Linked DNA regions of Homo sapiens: region 1 is linked to region 2. The links are chromatin contacts, found by Hi-C or POLR2A ChIA-PET in ENCODE. All regions are on one chromosome and are shown on one strand. Each heading gives the region's core, a stretch centred on a gene start or an enhancer-like site at or near the end of the contact. The rest is flanking DNA. Distances are from core to core; before and after follow the strand shown. Region 1 holds the start of LOC124906026 (a long non-coding RNA gene). Region 2 overlaps TACR1-AS1 (TACR1 antisense RNA 1).

Evidence for each region. Hi-C counts contacts between places; a loop is a spot of excess contacts on that map. ChIA-PET counts read pairs that join two places held with the same protein, here RNA polymerase II (POLR2A). Pooled maps may share reads with other maps.
Region 1: a loop to region 2 is called in a map with no recorded cell type, with 2.4 times the contacts of the local background. The contact joins two enhancer-like sites. A Hi-C loop is called at or near these places in 1 of 37 single-sample maps with no recorded cell type and 2 of 50 pooled maps. POLR2A ChIA-PET finds 5 or more read pairs at or near these places in 1 of 52 experiments (PC-9).

Annotation. Positions count from the first base shown.
Region 1 is chr2:75,603,177-75,610,742 of GRCh38, forward strand. LOC124906026 (a long non-coding RNA gene) reads left to right here and starts at 5,488. Exons shown (of 3, transcript XR_007087115.1): 1 at 5,488-6,165. Within about 2 kb of position 2,780, at least 3 of the 41 ENCODE cell types and tissues checked have a DNase peak (open chromatin) inside an H3K27ac peak, as active enhancers do.
Region 2 is chr2:75,237,435-75,244,519 of GRCh38, forward strand. The region is part of intron 2 of TACR1-AS1 (TACR1 antisense RNA 1); the gene reads left to right. It overlaps LOC107985900 (a long non-coding RNA gene), which reads right to left. Exons shown (of 2, transcript XR_001739546.2): 2 at 1-428. Among named protein-coding and RNA genes, the nearest start is that of TACR1, 41 kb to the left of the region's middle. Within about 2 kb of position 1,642, at least 4 of the 41 ENCODE cell types and tissues checked have a DNase peak (open chromatin) inside an H3K27ac peak, as active enhancers do.

The DNA.
Region 1 (7,566 bases), core at 1,530-4,029, 370 kb after region 2:
AACATTTTTATAACGATTGAGTCATAGTATACACATTTTCTCATAACTTGCTTTTTTCATTTAATATAAGACTAGCATGTCTCTCCATGCATAAACATATATATGTAATATATAACATATAGATTCACATGTTGAGAATATGTGTGTGTGTGTGTGTGTGTGTGTGTGTGTGTGTGTGTGTGTACATTTTTTTAATAGGATCTTGCAATTTTTCCCAGGTTGATCTTGAATTCTTGGACTCAAGCAATCCTACCACTTCAGCTACCCAAGTGAGTGGGATCACAAGCACCCACCACTGCAGCTGGCTCATGTGAATATGCTCATAGATCTAACTCATTCATTTTTCTTTGTGATAACTACAGGATAGCCCACAGCATGGAATTACCATGCTTATTTGGCCATTTTATTATTGGTGAATAATTGTGCATTGCCCAATATTTTGCCACAGTGAACAATGCTACTGTAAACACCCTTGTCAACATATTCTTGGGTACTGATGACTTTATATCTACTGGAATGACTGCCCGCAATAGGGTTCCTGATTTAATGGGTGTGCATTTTGAGCTTTAACAGGCATTGCTAGATTATTTTTCCCTGGAGACTTGAGTACTTCACATTCCCACTGGCAAGATATAAAAGTGCTCATTCATAGGATGTTTCTGGTCTTTTTAATTTTTGCCCAATATGTGGAATAAAGAACTAAATTTTATTTTCTCTAACTTCTCTATCCCATCTAAATCTTTATTTCCTCTTTTGTGAATTGCTTGTTCATATTTTTTCCTGTTGCTTTTGGCCATTTCATTACCAATTTTTATGAGCTTTGGGTAAGTTAAGGATCATATCCTTTCATATATGCTGCAAATGTTTGTCTGAGACTATAGCTTGTCTTTTGACTTTGCTTATAATGTTTTGTTCTTGTAATTTGAAAAAAAAGTGAGAAAATATGTCATTTGTTTTCTCCTTGTTGGATTTTGGGATTCTTGCTACCATTAAATTTATGCCCTCTATGCCAAAGTTATAGAAACTTTCCACTAGATTTTCTTCAAATCCTTTGTGTTTACTTATTTACATTTATATCTTTAACCAAAACCCATCTCACTTTTTTTCCCCAGATGAAGAGCCAATTAGGTCAGCACTATTTCTTGAATCAATCCTAACTTTCCTGCTGAATTGAAATGTTGTCTTTATCAAATACTAATTTTGCAAACATACGGTACCCATTCCTGGATTCTAGCCTGTTCCAGTGGACCACTTGTTCATGTGCCAAAACATATTATTTTGATGAAAATCACTTTATCTTAAATGTCAATATTTGGTAAGGCAAATGTACCCTATTTTCTTTTTCAGAATTATCTGCCAAAGTCTACAAGGCTATATGACAATATCCCACCACAATTATGCTTTTTAATTAAATTAATCTTGTGTTTCAAAGAGGAAGTGGCTAAGAGTCTTAGCTAACCCTGGATGGCTATGAATGAACACCCAGTCATTCATGCAAGCAGAGTCACCCCAGGTGCCCTCGCTCACAGTCTCACATTCTCATTCCTGCACACTAAACGACTCAAAAGTCCTCCGGAGCTCTGGACCTTGATAGCTATTCTCCCCTTTCTTCAAAGTCCCAGGGTCTTCTCACCCAGATCCCAGGGGCCTTTCTGCCCCCTGCCATCCTCTGACAACTCTGTCCCAGGCTAAAAATAGCTGCCCGCTTGGGGCTTTCTTCTCCTTTAGGCTCCTGCTATCTCCAAGCACAATGGGGTAGAGGACCAAATCTGTGCACCCTGATAACTGCTCTTCTACGTTTCTGCAGCTGCTTATGAGACATCCATGTGCCAGACTCCTCTCTAGCCCAAACTCTCCTTCTAGTAGTTGTTTCCCTGCTTGTAGACTACCCTTTGGTTCTCCCTAGGACACCACTCCTGATCCTCCTTGAGATGGACTCAGCCCTGACCTCCTCCTCATAGGTACTGCTGATGGCTGGAGGAGAAGGATAACGTCAGAATCATGGTGCTATGGGTTGAATTGTATACCCCTAAAATTCATACATTGAAATCTAACTCCCAGTGCTGCAGAATATGATCTTATTTGGAGATAGAGTCATTTCAGATTGAATTAGTTAAGATAAAGTCGTGGTGGGGTGTGGTTAACCAATATGACTGGTATTCTTATATAAAGGTGAAATTTGAACATGGAGACATCCACACAGGGGGAACACCATATGAAGATGCAGGCAGAGATTAGGGTGACACTTCTAAAAGCCAAAGAATGCCAAAGATTGCCAACAAACCACCAGAAGCTAAGGGAGAAGCAGGGAACAGCTTCTCTTGCATAGCGCTGAAAAGGAACCAACCCTACTGCTACCTTGATCTTGGACTTCTAGCCTCCAGAACTGTGAGAAAATAAATTTCTGTTGTTTAAGCCACACAGTCTGTAGTACTTTGTTGCAGCAGCTCTAGGGAGCCAATACACACAGCAACCCAATGCAGATGAAGGTGGGCTGCCTTCCCCCACCTGAGCCCTTCTCTCTGTTTTTTGCTGGGGTCACGTAGGGAGTCAGATCACAACAAGCTTCAAAATGTGTTTTTGGTTAATAATACTGGCCCCAGACTCTTGCCTGGTATGAAGGTTTAGCAGAGAAACTCAGGCTCCCATTGCCACCCACAGCCTGGTCCCCAGGCAGAAGCAAGCCGTGGGCTCTGCCTTGCCAGTTGGGAGCATCGTATCCAAGCTTTGGTGCTTCAGCAGTAAACAAGCAGTTAGCAACTGCTCTGCAAGCTATCCAAGCGTGACATGCTGAGGTTTCTATGACTTATCCTCTAGTGCCTCCCCCACTGTCTGTCATTCCCACCACACAGGAATCCTGACTCTTCTGACCTGTGGGCATTCATTAGGACTGTGGCCAGTTGTTCCTCCTGATGCCCTAGTGCCTAGCTCAGTGTCTGACCCACAGTAAATGCTCAATCTTTATTTACTGGATGGGTGGATAGATGGACAAAGGTACAGGAGACTCTTTGGACTAAGCTTTCTCCAGTATGTGATTCAACCTAGCAGAAGAGAGGGCGTTACCAAGAGGAGCTTCTAGGAACTGAGTCAGTCATTGAGTTGCTGCAGGCATGCATTCTTGCCATGTGGACCCTGGATTCTTTCTCATTCTTTCTGGGCTAAAGGTTGGCTTCCAAGTTCCTTTCCACTAGTGCGCCCTCCTGGCGGCTCTTTACAGCCAACTTCACACAAAGGAGGTTTAAACAGCATCTGGCAAGTCTCCCTGGAATTCACAACCAGCTTGCTCCACCCCAAAAATCTACCAAATACTTCAGACAGAACTCAGAGTGGAGGCCCTGCATTTAAAAATGGATCTCTTTTCCTGAGGCATCCACACCTCCTTCTTTTTAGAAAGCACAAGCTCATATTGAAACAGCCATCCCAGAAAAATGTGTGGAGGGGAAAAACAAAACAAAGCAGAACAAACTACAAAACAACAACCACAAAAATATTTGGAGGTCTCCCTGTCCTTGTGTTCCAGAAAGTTCGATATATGGGGATTGCAGTGGGAAGAGCAGTTGCCAGCATTGTGGAGAGACTTCTAGAGACACAGGGGACTTGAGAGTGGGAAATGGCAAGAAAAGTGCCCTGAGCCCCGGCCCAACTTGGCTCTTAAAGAGAACCCCACCATTCATTAACTGGCCCTAAAACCTGCTAAGTGAAAAAGTAAAATAAATGAGCTCATTAAATCCGGAAGGAGGGAAGACCTGGAGGCTTAACCAAGGAAATTCCCAACACCCACTTAGAAAAACAAGGGGGTTTTAGGCTCAGTTAGATTCATGGCCAGGAGTGGGGGCTGGCCCCCAAACAAGGAGGTTGAGTCATGCTGAACCACCATGCAGAGCTCGGCCATTTCCAGCTCTGCAAACAGGAGCCTGGATAGGGAGCTGCTGCTGCTTGTAGTGTGGCGGGGATGGTCAGTGTGGTTTACCAACTCAAGTGGTCCACATCCTTAGTCAAACTCATGGGGAAATCAGTTGAGAAATATAGTGGGAAGTTCCAGGAGCATGCAAAGTTCTTGAGAGAATTATGACTTCAACCCAGACTGCGGTAACTGCCTGTAACAAATACAGCCTGAGATTCGGCTTAATAAAGACTGTTCATCATGTACCATCCATTCCTCCCCGATTTATCACTCACTTCCTGAGGACCATCTATGTGCTGGCGCCATGCTAGATGCTGCCCTTTCAGGCCTAACTTGTTAGTATTGCTCCCATCGACCAGTCCAAGTTCCTATTCATGGTCCCTGCTTCACCCATGACCATAGCCCTCTTTGGTTGTGGGGTTCTGCAGATTCCCTTCAGATCTCCTTGTTCTTGAATGAGTGGAACTCTGATGATTCCTGGCATCTGCTCTCGTCTTGGGTAAAAGATTCCCCTCCAGGTGTGGCAGCCCCAGGCCTACACAAACAATGACTGTACCTAGAATAATACCTGCTGTACTGATGCATGGGCAAGAACAATGGGAATGCTGAGGAGAGAGTGCCTAACCCCATGTGTGTGTTTGCTGGGAGGCATCAGGGGAAGAAAGCCTTGTCCAGAAAAGGTGGCTTGTCAGACTTTCTGCAGGGGGATCAGCGTGAGAGGATGAAGGCACGGAAATGTCACGAGGACAGCCAGATGAACAAGAAACCCACCCACTGCCAAGGAAAACATATGGTCAGGTTTACTCTGTGCCCTTTGCTCCTACCCACTGATTCTCTTTCCCCAGGGGCTGCACGTCAGATCCATTTTCATGACTGACATATTCAAAGTTATCATTTGTCGAAACTTGAAATCTCACAAGGAAATCTCCTATCTGGTGAGATCCATTCCCAACTACCTTCTCTTTGCCTTCCTCTTCCAACATGGACACCATTCTCAGAGGCAACATTTAATTGTGAGAAGAGAATGAGTTTTAGAGTCTCAAGATCTTGAATCCCAGCTCGGCTAATAACTAGCTGTGTGACATTGGACTAGTTACTTAACCTCTCTGAGCCACGTTTTCCTCGTGTGTAAAATAGGTATAATAATATTTTCCAAATGGTGTGGTCATGAGGATTAGAAATAACAGATATAAAGTGCTCCTCAAAATGCTTTGCATATAGCTTATGTCCAAGGACGGCAGATCATGTTATCTGATTGTGAGCTGGATTGTCTCACCCTAAGAACCCTCTGCTCCCTTCAGTGACTGGCTGCTACTCAGCGAAGGAGGGATGTGGCTTAGTGCCTGTCATGACAGCTGGGACTCTCTGTGACTTCCATCTCTGATGCAAAAACACTGGGTTCTCCACTCTGCATCTCCATGGAGTTTACCCTTTGCTCTTAGAAGCTTTAAAAACTAATTGTCATGCATGAACAAGCTCTTGGAATCCAAAGTCACTTCCTTAACAGTCAGAAAGGTCAGCCTCCTACACGGCTTTCAAATGTGCTCCCAGAGGTCTACTCTGAAGGTCAGGGCTACCGACTGTTCTAGATTTCAAAGCATGTTAGACACATTGTTACTCTCTCTAAGGCAAGTGACTTACAAGAGGGGTGCTTGCAAAAGATTTAAAAATTAAATCTGTAGTCCCCTTTCCTGGTAAGAATAGCGCCAGCTTCTTTGGCTTGTAGACCAGAGGGAAAACCAGCCTGGCTTCCATGAGGGGTGCTAACCTGGGGGAGAGGAGAAGGGGCGGGGAGGAGGTCGAGCACCCTGGGATCCCCTAAGAGGTCACTGACGGTATTTTTCTCAGACGTCTAGATGGATAGCAAGTAGCTCTGTTGTCCAGGAAGGGGAGGGGGTAACAGGACCCTTTGTGTTTTGAGTTGAAAACAAAGGATCCCTGGGATTCATGGGAGCCTGCGCTGCCCTGGGGCTCCTGGGACGAGCTGGCACCTGGAAGGCGGCTGTGAAAGAAAACTGGCGGCAGAACTCAGCTGAGCTGCAACCTCGTGAGCTCAAGTGGGGGGTCACCCCTGGCTGAGGTTACCACTGAGGGAATGGGGTCATCCTCCCTAGAGAACCTCGGCGGCTGTGCGGGGATACGGACAAAAGCCGCTTTGTGGAAGACTGTGGGACCGTCCAACGGCGCCACCGTGTGGCGGCGCCGGGCAGCGGCAGACAGCGCATCCCGGTTCTCACACACACCTGGACCTTCTAAGACAGGTGAGTCTCGAGGAGATGCTGGTTTTCTGATCACTACTTGCTATGCAATTTGGAAAAATGAGAGAGATTTGCTCACATTTTCACTCCAAGTGTGTGGAGCAGCTGAATTTAGTCCCAGGCAGTAGTAGCCCCACGCTAAAAATTGATGACTTAAAGACAATTCAAATAGAATGAAATAAAGACTGCTTGAACATTAGGGATGTCCAGGCCCTGGGATGTTTCCAGGCTCCTGATTCAAAGAACAAGTGTCGTGTGAGCAAATGAGTGAACGAGGAAAGGAGTGAGTGAATTGAGACTTTCTGAATTGCCATCGGGAACCCTGTTAGGGTTTTCATTCCCACTGCAGATCTGTTAGACAGGACTTTCCCTGCCTCCACCAAGGCACAGGTATGTTCGAGTGTGAGACGGCTCAAAATATGTACAATTCACAAAAAAATTTCCAGGAACAGCTTAAACAATACTTGAACACTGTCCCCTACTTGAGAACATAGAAGGATCTGTATAAGCATCCATAGAGGAGGGAAGGGAGGGGAGCTGTGAGAGGTTCTTTGGAGTGCACTGTTGCCAAGTCCCCACTTCCCTTTGGAGGAGTGTGGAGGGAATGCCTCCTTCACTCAAGCCTAGTGAGGGGGCTTCCTTGGGAGCAGTAAGCGGCCTTGCACTGTGTTCCCACAGGCTGGGGACACAGAAAATGCGTGTCTGACTCACATTGAGATGACTGAGAGAGTCTGTGCAACGGGATAGACAATACTTCTCTGGAACTGGGCTGCACTCCCAGAATTCTTCAGAACAGGGGTGTGTGTTTCCCAGACCACGAAGAGGTGGGAAAGCCAGATGGTGCAGTTGCAAGACCTGCCTAAGAGCACAGCCTGGGGAGTTGAGGGGCCCCCAACAGTGAGATTCAGTGCTGAATGGGCCATCATTGAATCAGGGGTTTAGGAGTAGAGGAAGAAGACATCCAGAAGGCTGAACGCACTGCCCACATCACAGAGCTGTGGTCAGAGGCACCGGCAGGGAGCCTCTAAAGAGCCCAGGAATGCACCACTGGAGAAGAAGCCAGCTTCAGATATCGGCCTTGCAAGCAGGCTCCATCAGACACAGGTCCCCACTGCAAGAGACCCTGCCCTTGTTCCCTAATGACCTTGCCTCCAGCCTCATTGCCAACCTTCTTTAGCAAGTTTGGGGAACATGAGCTGAGAACGAGATAAGCTGACCATTGTGTCTTCTCAGAAAGCAGGGTTTTCCATGCCTTCTCTCCAGCTGGAAGGAGGGGACGAGACTGAATGGTAATTTAGGTTCCCAATTAAGAGACAGGGTCCTGTTCTGTCACCGAGTGGTGTAATCATAGCTCACTAAAGCCTTGAACTCTTGGGCTCAAAGGATTCTTCCACGTCAGCCTCT
Region 2 (7,085 bases), core at 392-2,891:
GGACAGTCCAGAGTTAAACTCTCAAAATAGAGCCTTGGGCTTGGGACCAGAGAGAGCCAGGGACCACCCAGGCTGGCAGCATGAGCAAGAAGCTGTGGGAAGTGTGGTCCACTTGAGTCTCAGTCTCAACAGATGATTGTAGCAGGGGAGCAAGTCCCTGCCTGAGTGTGCATGAGTGCACCCATTTTCCTTTCTCTCTCCTTGGAGCAGTGCAATGGCTGCAACCATGTCTGTAAATCTCCAGTATCTGGGGTCAAAATGGCACCCAGCTGAGGCTGCTCCAGGCTCAGATGCCTGCGGAATTCTGTGTGGTTTCTGTTTCTGGAGCAATATCTCTGTGCAAACTTTAGGCAGCTCCACATGTGCCCTTGCACTTCCTACTTTTGGAGAGACCTGTAGTGCCAACTGTCACATCCATATCTTGTGTCCTAGATAGTAAAGGAGAAGATCAATTGCCAGTGATGGTCAATTATAAGCTAGTTGAAAAAAGTGATGTGAGGCAATAGGGACACAATTAGACTTTCTGGTTTATAAGAGCATAAACTTGAAACAATGCTTTATCTTTCACTCAGCTCTACCAGAAGTGCCTCATTACACACCCTCATTCTCAGGACCAAATCTATTTTGATTAACTTTTAACTAAGAAAAAGAGCTGTCAACATGAATCCTTAAAATTATTTGTGTCTCTAAAAGACAGCTGAACTGTAGTAAATATTTAATACTAAAAGCACAAAATGGACAAATGTTCAAATTAATAAATTTTTCTTCTGACTCCCATTAAAGAAAATAATAAATCCAGAATTTATGAAGCAAGTTTTGTTTAAGCATCCTTCAAAAATACACTGTAGATGCTTTACTTTATTTTTCTAAATTTTGCATTTTAGAAACTTTTAAAACTATAGAAATAGTGAAAGAATAGTGTAATGAACTCCTACATATTTTTAATTTACACTTATTCATTATTAATATTTTGTCACCATTACTTATTTACCTATGTCATCTATCTACAGATATATATATTTCTGGCCAAATTGTTTGAAAGTTGAGTGCAGACATCAGAACAGTTCATATCTAAATACTTCAACCCATATCTCATAAGAACAAAGCCATTCTTACACATGTGCTATCTTTACTAGGTATTTTTCAAGATTGTTGAAAGGATAGAATGATATAATATGTTTAAAAGTACCTTTCAATAAAGTTTACTTTATTAAACTTTAGGAGCTCAACCACTACAAACATTATTCTGAGCTTTATAGACCCCAGTTTACCTTATCAGCAAACTGTTTTTAAGTCTCACATAATTTTCTTACTGCTTGATGATTTTATTTTTAACTCTGAAAAACCTTGACTTTATTCTGAGTATAGTGTGACAGATATAAACATTGTCATATTTCAAGTAACACATCAATTGTCTCAGCATCTCTTACACAATATTCCTCCCTTTCTTTTGACCCTGAATTATAGCAGTCTCTTGCGCGCACACACACACACACACACACACACACACATACACAAACTCCTCACTTGACATGGTTCTGATATGCATGGATTTTAGTTACCATGGTTTGATTAAATGACACCAGTCTCCTAACAACATAATTAAATTTCAGTTATCATGGTATATCGTGAGTGCTTGTATAAGGTACAAGTTTCAGCCCACAAATGACTACATTAAAAAAAAATGTGCATCATCATCCATGATCAGCAACATTCTTTTAAATTCTGTCTATGACTAGTCACTGTGCAACTGTTATTCAGTCTATGTACACACAGAAAAGTGTGAAGTTTTAGTCCCTCCTTGTCTCACAATGATAAATACGTGATGTTTTACAAAAGATGAATAATAAAAAGAAGAAATTCGCCAGCAAAACTGAAAGCGCAACAAAGAAAGTGATAAACTAGAAGTAGAGGTAGAATTGAACATAAATGGAGTTATAAAAGAAATAAATGACCATAAAAATGTTGACACTGCTGTCATTGGAGAAATTCTAGATAAGTAGCCAGAAGGAACTTAGTAAAAGTCTACTTAATGGTGTAAATAAGGAAAGTGGTTCTGACGAAAAGAATGAAGATGTCCTTGAGGAAGCGCTGCCAGGAATAAACTCAGCATTAAAAGAATTCTCAGAGACATTTTACAGCATTGAAAGTGCAAAGGGTAAAATAATGTAAACGGATCCAAACTTAAGAAGGAATATGACAAGTTGCCAAGATATAGAAGTGAAGCTTGCTTCCTATCATAAGATATACCATGAGAAGAAGGTAAGCAATGTTAAAATGACTCTTGGTGAGTTTTTTTGCAGATAAATGTAGCGCTTTAATTATCAATGTTTCTAAAATTTCAGCGTGCTAAATAAACATTAGTTTTGCCATTTTCCGCATTTTTCTATGCATTTGTAACTAACCACAGGATAATTTTTTAAAAATTTATGAAAGATTATAATTTTCCTATTGATTATTAAAATTGTTATGCATGGTATTGGCTTGCATGGTCATTTTCACAGTTTCTTTTCTGTTTAATTCAGACATCTGTATTTTATTTTAGTGTTGCCAAAAGTATACTGTCTTGAGTATCATAGCTTTTAAAATCTGTTTTATCATGTGTCAGAGCATGCTCTCCACCCTTATTATTCTTACTATTAAAAATTCTTTACTATTCTCTCTCTTTAGGTAAATTTCAAACTAATTTTGTCAAATTCCAGCTCCCATGGAGGTTTGATTAAAATTACGTTAAATACAATACTCATTTGGAAAAATTATTGTGTTTATAATACTGCCTCCTCCCTTCAAGAATATAATTGTCGCTGGGCGTGGTGGCTGACGCCTGTAATCCCAGCACTTTGGGAGTCTGAGGCCAGCAGATCACCTAAGGTCAGGAGTTCGAGACCAGCCTGACTAATATGGTAAAACCCCATCTCTACTAAAAATACAAAAATGAGAGAGGCATGGTGGCGGGCGCCTATAGTCCCAGCCACTCAGGGGGCTGAGACGGGAGAATTGCTGGAACTCAGGAGGCAGAGGTAGCAGTGAGCTGAGATAGTGCCACTGTACTCCAGCCTGGGCAACAGAGCGAGACTCCGTCTCAAAAAAAAAAAAAATTGTTGATCCTTCTCTCACAGCCTCCTGAGTGGTACCCTCCTCCTGCCAGTGCCTGAGCTGATGGTGGGAACAGCATGCCTGTGCCCACTGTTCGAAAAAGCCAGAGCCCCATTCCCACCCTGGACACCTAGGCCTGCATGCTCATGCTCTGCATGGCTGTAGCCCTTGTGGTTGGTGGCACCTTGGAGCTCCTGGGCACGAAGCAGCTCATGCTGCAGAGATTGGCAGTTGTCTTCAGAGGGGACAAAATGGCTCACTAGATGCATCCAGGAAGCACTGCTTCCACTGAGAGAGACCAAAGTATTGCACATACTTTGAGCAGACCTTCAGAGAGAAAACACCAACAGCTATTGGAAAGGTGATACAGACACTGAGGGTGAAGAGGGAAAAAGCTAGGAACCCTGTGCAGGATACATGAATGCTAGGGCTAGTTCATGGCCCTGAATGGATCATGTGGAAGGAGTGAGTAGAGAAACAGAGGGACAGCTTACTTTCACCATGGCCCTCTGTGATCTTAGCTATAGGGGACCCCACATGCCCCATGGATGTTTGAATTGGCAGGGGAATCTTCCCTGAGAGTAGGCAGAGACAGGGCTTCAACTGGAGCAGAGCCTAGGGGCTTTTGTGCCTGGGGCAGCTGCAGTGGAGTACAGCCATAGGCGCCCATAGGGCTCTCTATCTTCTTCCAAGTAACTCTAGCCCCAGCTGACCACCAGATCAGGAGAGAACAGGGCTGGTGCTTCCCAATGGGACTGGGTTGCATCTTTTCTGCAGACCCACCTGCCTGCCAGCCCTTCCCAGGACCCCTGCCTGGCCATTCTGCAGGAGTATGCACACAGCACAGCCTCTGCTGCTTAGCCTGGATCCTTTGCTCCATCTAAGTAGTTTCCCAGTGGCCTGGGAGCACATCAGATCCCCCAGCACAGCTGGAACCCAACCCAAGGGTCCAGGGGATGAAGCTGCTGGCTGGTCCCTGTATCCTGGGGTTGTGGTACAGAGCTCGAGAGTGTTGAGCTGAGATCTGTGGCTGGTACTGGAGCTGGGGAGGAGTCCTCATACTCAGAGCACTGAAAGGGGTGATAAGACATATCGGTTCATGGGTTGGTGTGGGAGCAGGGTGTTCCTCCCTCCACAGGGCCAGTTTGGAAAGAATGTGGCCTATCGCCCTGCCATAGCCTCTGCCTGAGGGAGTCTCGTGGCCCAGAACACCTAATAAAGGAAATAAAGACAGAACACCAGTGATCAGAGAGGTCTCCCCCAAGGCCTAGAAATGGACCCGGTGAGGGAGTCAGCTCTCCCTCCTCCACCACAGAGGACAGCTGCAAATATGAGGAAATACAATAAAGCCCTGCAGATAAGCACTTATCTTCTGGCTATAATTCTTTAGTGCCATCTACTGAATCACAGCCTAAACTACAACTGCAAAAATATTCTGTCACTTTGAAACCAAGGACAAGAATCCAGCCGCAAATAAAGATAGTATACAGAGTCTTGGCCCTCTGAAAGCACCCAGAAATGAAGCCAATTGACTATATTCAACTTACACAACAGTTAAAGGAACATAAGTCCTTTCAGATGAGAAAGAATCAACACAAGAATTCTGACAATTCAAAAAGCTAGAATGTCCACTTATCTCCAAACAAACCCACTGGCTCCCAAGCAATGATTCTTAAACAGACTAAAATGACTGAAATGACAGATGTAGAATTCAGAATCTGGATGTCAAGGAATCTCATCAAGCTTAGGGAGAAAGTTGAAACCTAATCCAAGGAATCCAGTAAAATAGTCAAAGAGCTGAAAGATAAAATAGTAATTTTAAGAAAGAACCAAACTGAACTTCTGGAACCAAAAAATGCATTACAAGAATTTCATAATACAATTGGAAGTATTAACAGCATAATACCTAACAAAGGAAATGCAGACACAACACCAGTGTCATGCAGCTGAGAAACAGCATGAGACCAAGCTGAGGAATCTCAGAGCTTGAAGAAAAGTTCTTCATATCAAGTCAGTCAGATAAAAATAAGGGAAAAAAAAGGATTTAAAAATTCATACAACTTCTGAGAAATATGGGATTATGTAAAGACATCAAACTTACCACTCACTGGAATTCCTGAGAGGAGAGAGAGTAAGCAACTTGGAAAATATATTTAAAGACATAGTCCATGAAAATTTTCCTAAATAAGCTAGAGAGGTTGACATGAAAATTCAAGAAATACAGAGAACTCCTGCTAGGTATCATTCAAAACACCATCCCCAAGGCACATATTTGTCAGATTCACTGAGGTCAACATGAAATAATCTAAAAGGCAGCTAGAGAGAAGAGTCAGTTCATGTATCAGGCCAGCAGCAGACATATCAGCAAAAACCTTATAAGTCAGGAGAGGTTGAAAGCCTATTTTCAGCATCCTTAAAGAAAAAGAAATTCCAACCAAGAATTCACTACCCTGCCATATTAAGCTTCATAAGCAAACAAAAAATAAAATCCTTTTCAGACAAGCAAGCACTGAGGGAACTCATTACAACTAGACCAGCTTTACTTATGGCCAGGTGTGGTGGCTCATGCCTGTCATCCCAGCACTTTGAGAGGCCGAGGCGGGCAGATCATGAGCTCAGGAGATTGAGACCATCCTGGCTAACACAGTGAAACTCCATCTCTACTAAAAAAAGAAAATACAAAAAATTAGCCTCATGGTGGCACACGCCTGTAGTCCCAGTTACTCAGGAGGCTGAGGCAGGAGAATCGTTTGAACCCAGGAGGCGGAGGTTGCAGTGAGCCAAGATTGATCACGCCACTGCACTCCAGCCTGGGCGACAGAGGAGAATCTGTCTTAAAAAAAAAAAAGTACTTAAAGGAGACCTAATATGAAAACGAAAGAAAGACAGCTGCTATCACAAGAACACAGTTAAATACATAGCCCACAGACACTATAAAGCAACTAAACGGTCACGTCTGCAAAATAACCAGCTAACAACAGATGGCAGGATCAAAATCTCACATATCAATACTAACCCTGCATATAAATAGTCTCAACGGCCCACTTAAAAGACAGAGTGGCAAACTGCTATCTTTAAGTGGCAAGTTTGCTATCTTCAAGAGACCCATCTCAATGTTAGATAGGTCTCAACAGAGCAGATTCCCTTTTAATTCATCCACAAAATTATGTAATTTGAAGTTATGTTTTCTACCTTCAGAAATTCTTTTTTGTTTTTCATTTCAATTTCCTTTCGTACTCTATTATTTTTTAATGAGGTTTTTACTCGTGTCTTCCTGATATTCTTATTTTACTTGCATATCTTCTTTGATCCTCGGTTGCCCTTTTCTGTCTTCTTTCGGGTTAATTGAAAAAATTTAATATACCACTTAATTTCTTCTATTTGCTTCTTGCTATGACTCCTTTTATTATTTTTAGGGGTTGCTTTAGGACTAACAACATGTATCCTAATTTATCAAAGTTTACTTAGAGTTAATATTGTAAGACCTGACTTCACACTTCATGGATACTTCTTACTTTCTGCTTTCCCTTTCAAAAATGTAACGACATTACAACGGTACAATATTATTCATTCATATTCATTTATTCATTCATATTCATTCTATCGTTTGTGCTATTATATTTTTTTCTTCACTTATTTTAAACCCCACCTACTTTACAATGTTTGTCTTTTTGTTTTGTCTTGTTTTGCTTTAAACACCAGTTGTCCTATAAGAAAATTATGAAAAGAGAAAAATTAGATTATATTTATATTTACTCACTTCCTGCTTCTGGTATTCTGCATTTCTTTAAATCTGAGTTTCTGTCTGGTATTATTTCCCTTCAGCCTGAGAAACATTCTTTAGCACTTTGCATAGTGTAGACTTGCTGATGACAAATTTTCTTCATTTTTATCTCTTTGAAAATTATTTTTATTTTTATACTTGCCTTTAAGAATATGTTTACTAGACATGGAATTCTGGGTAGGCTATTTAAGAATTTTAAATACAG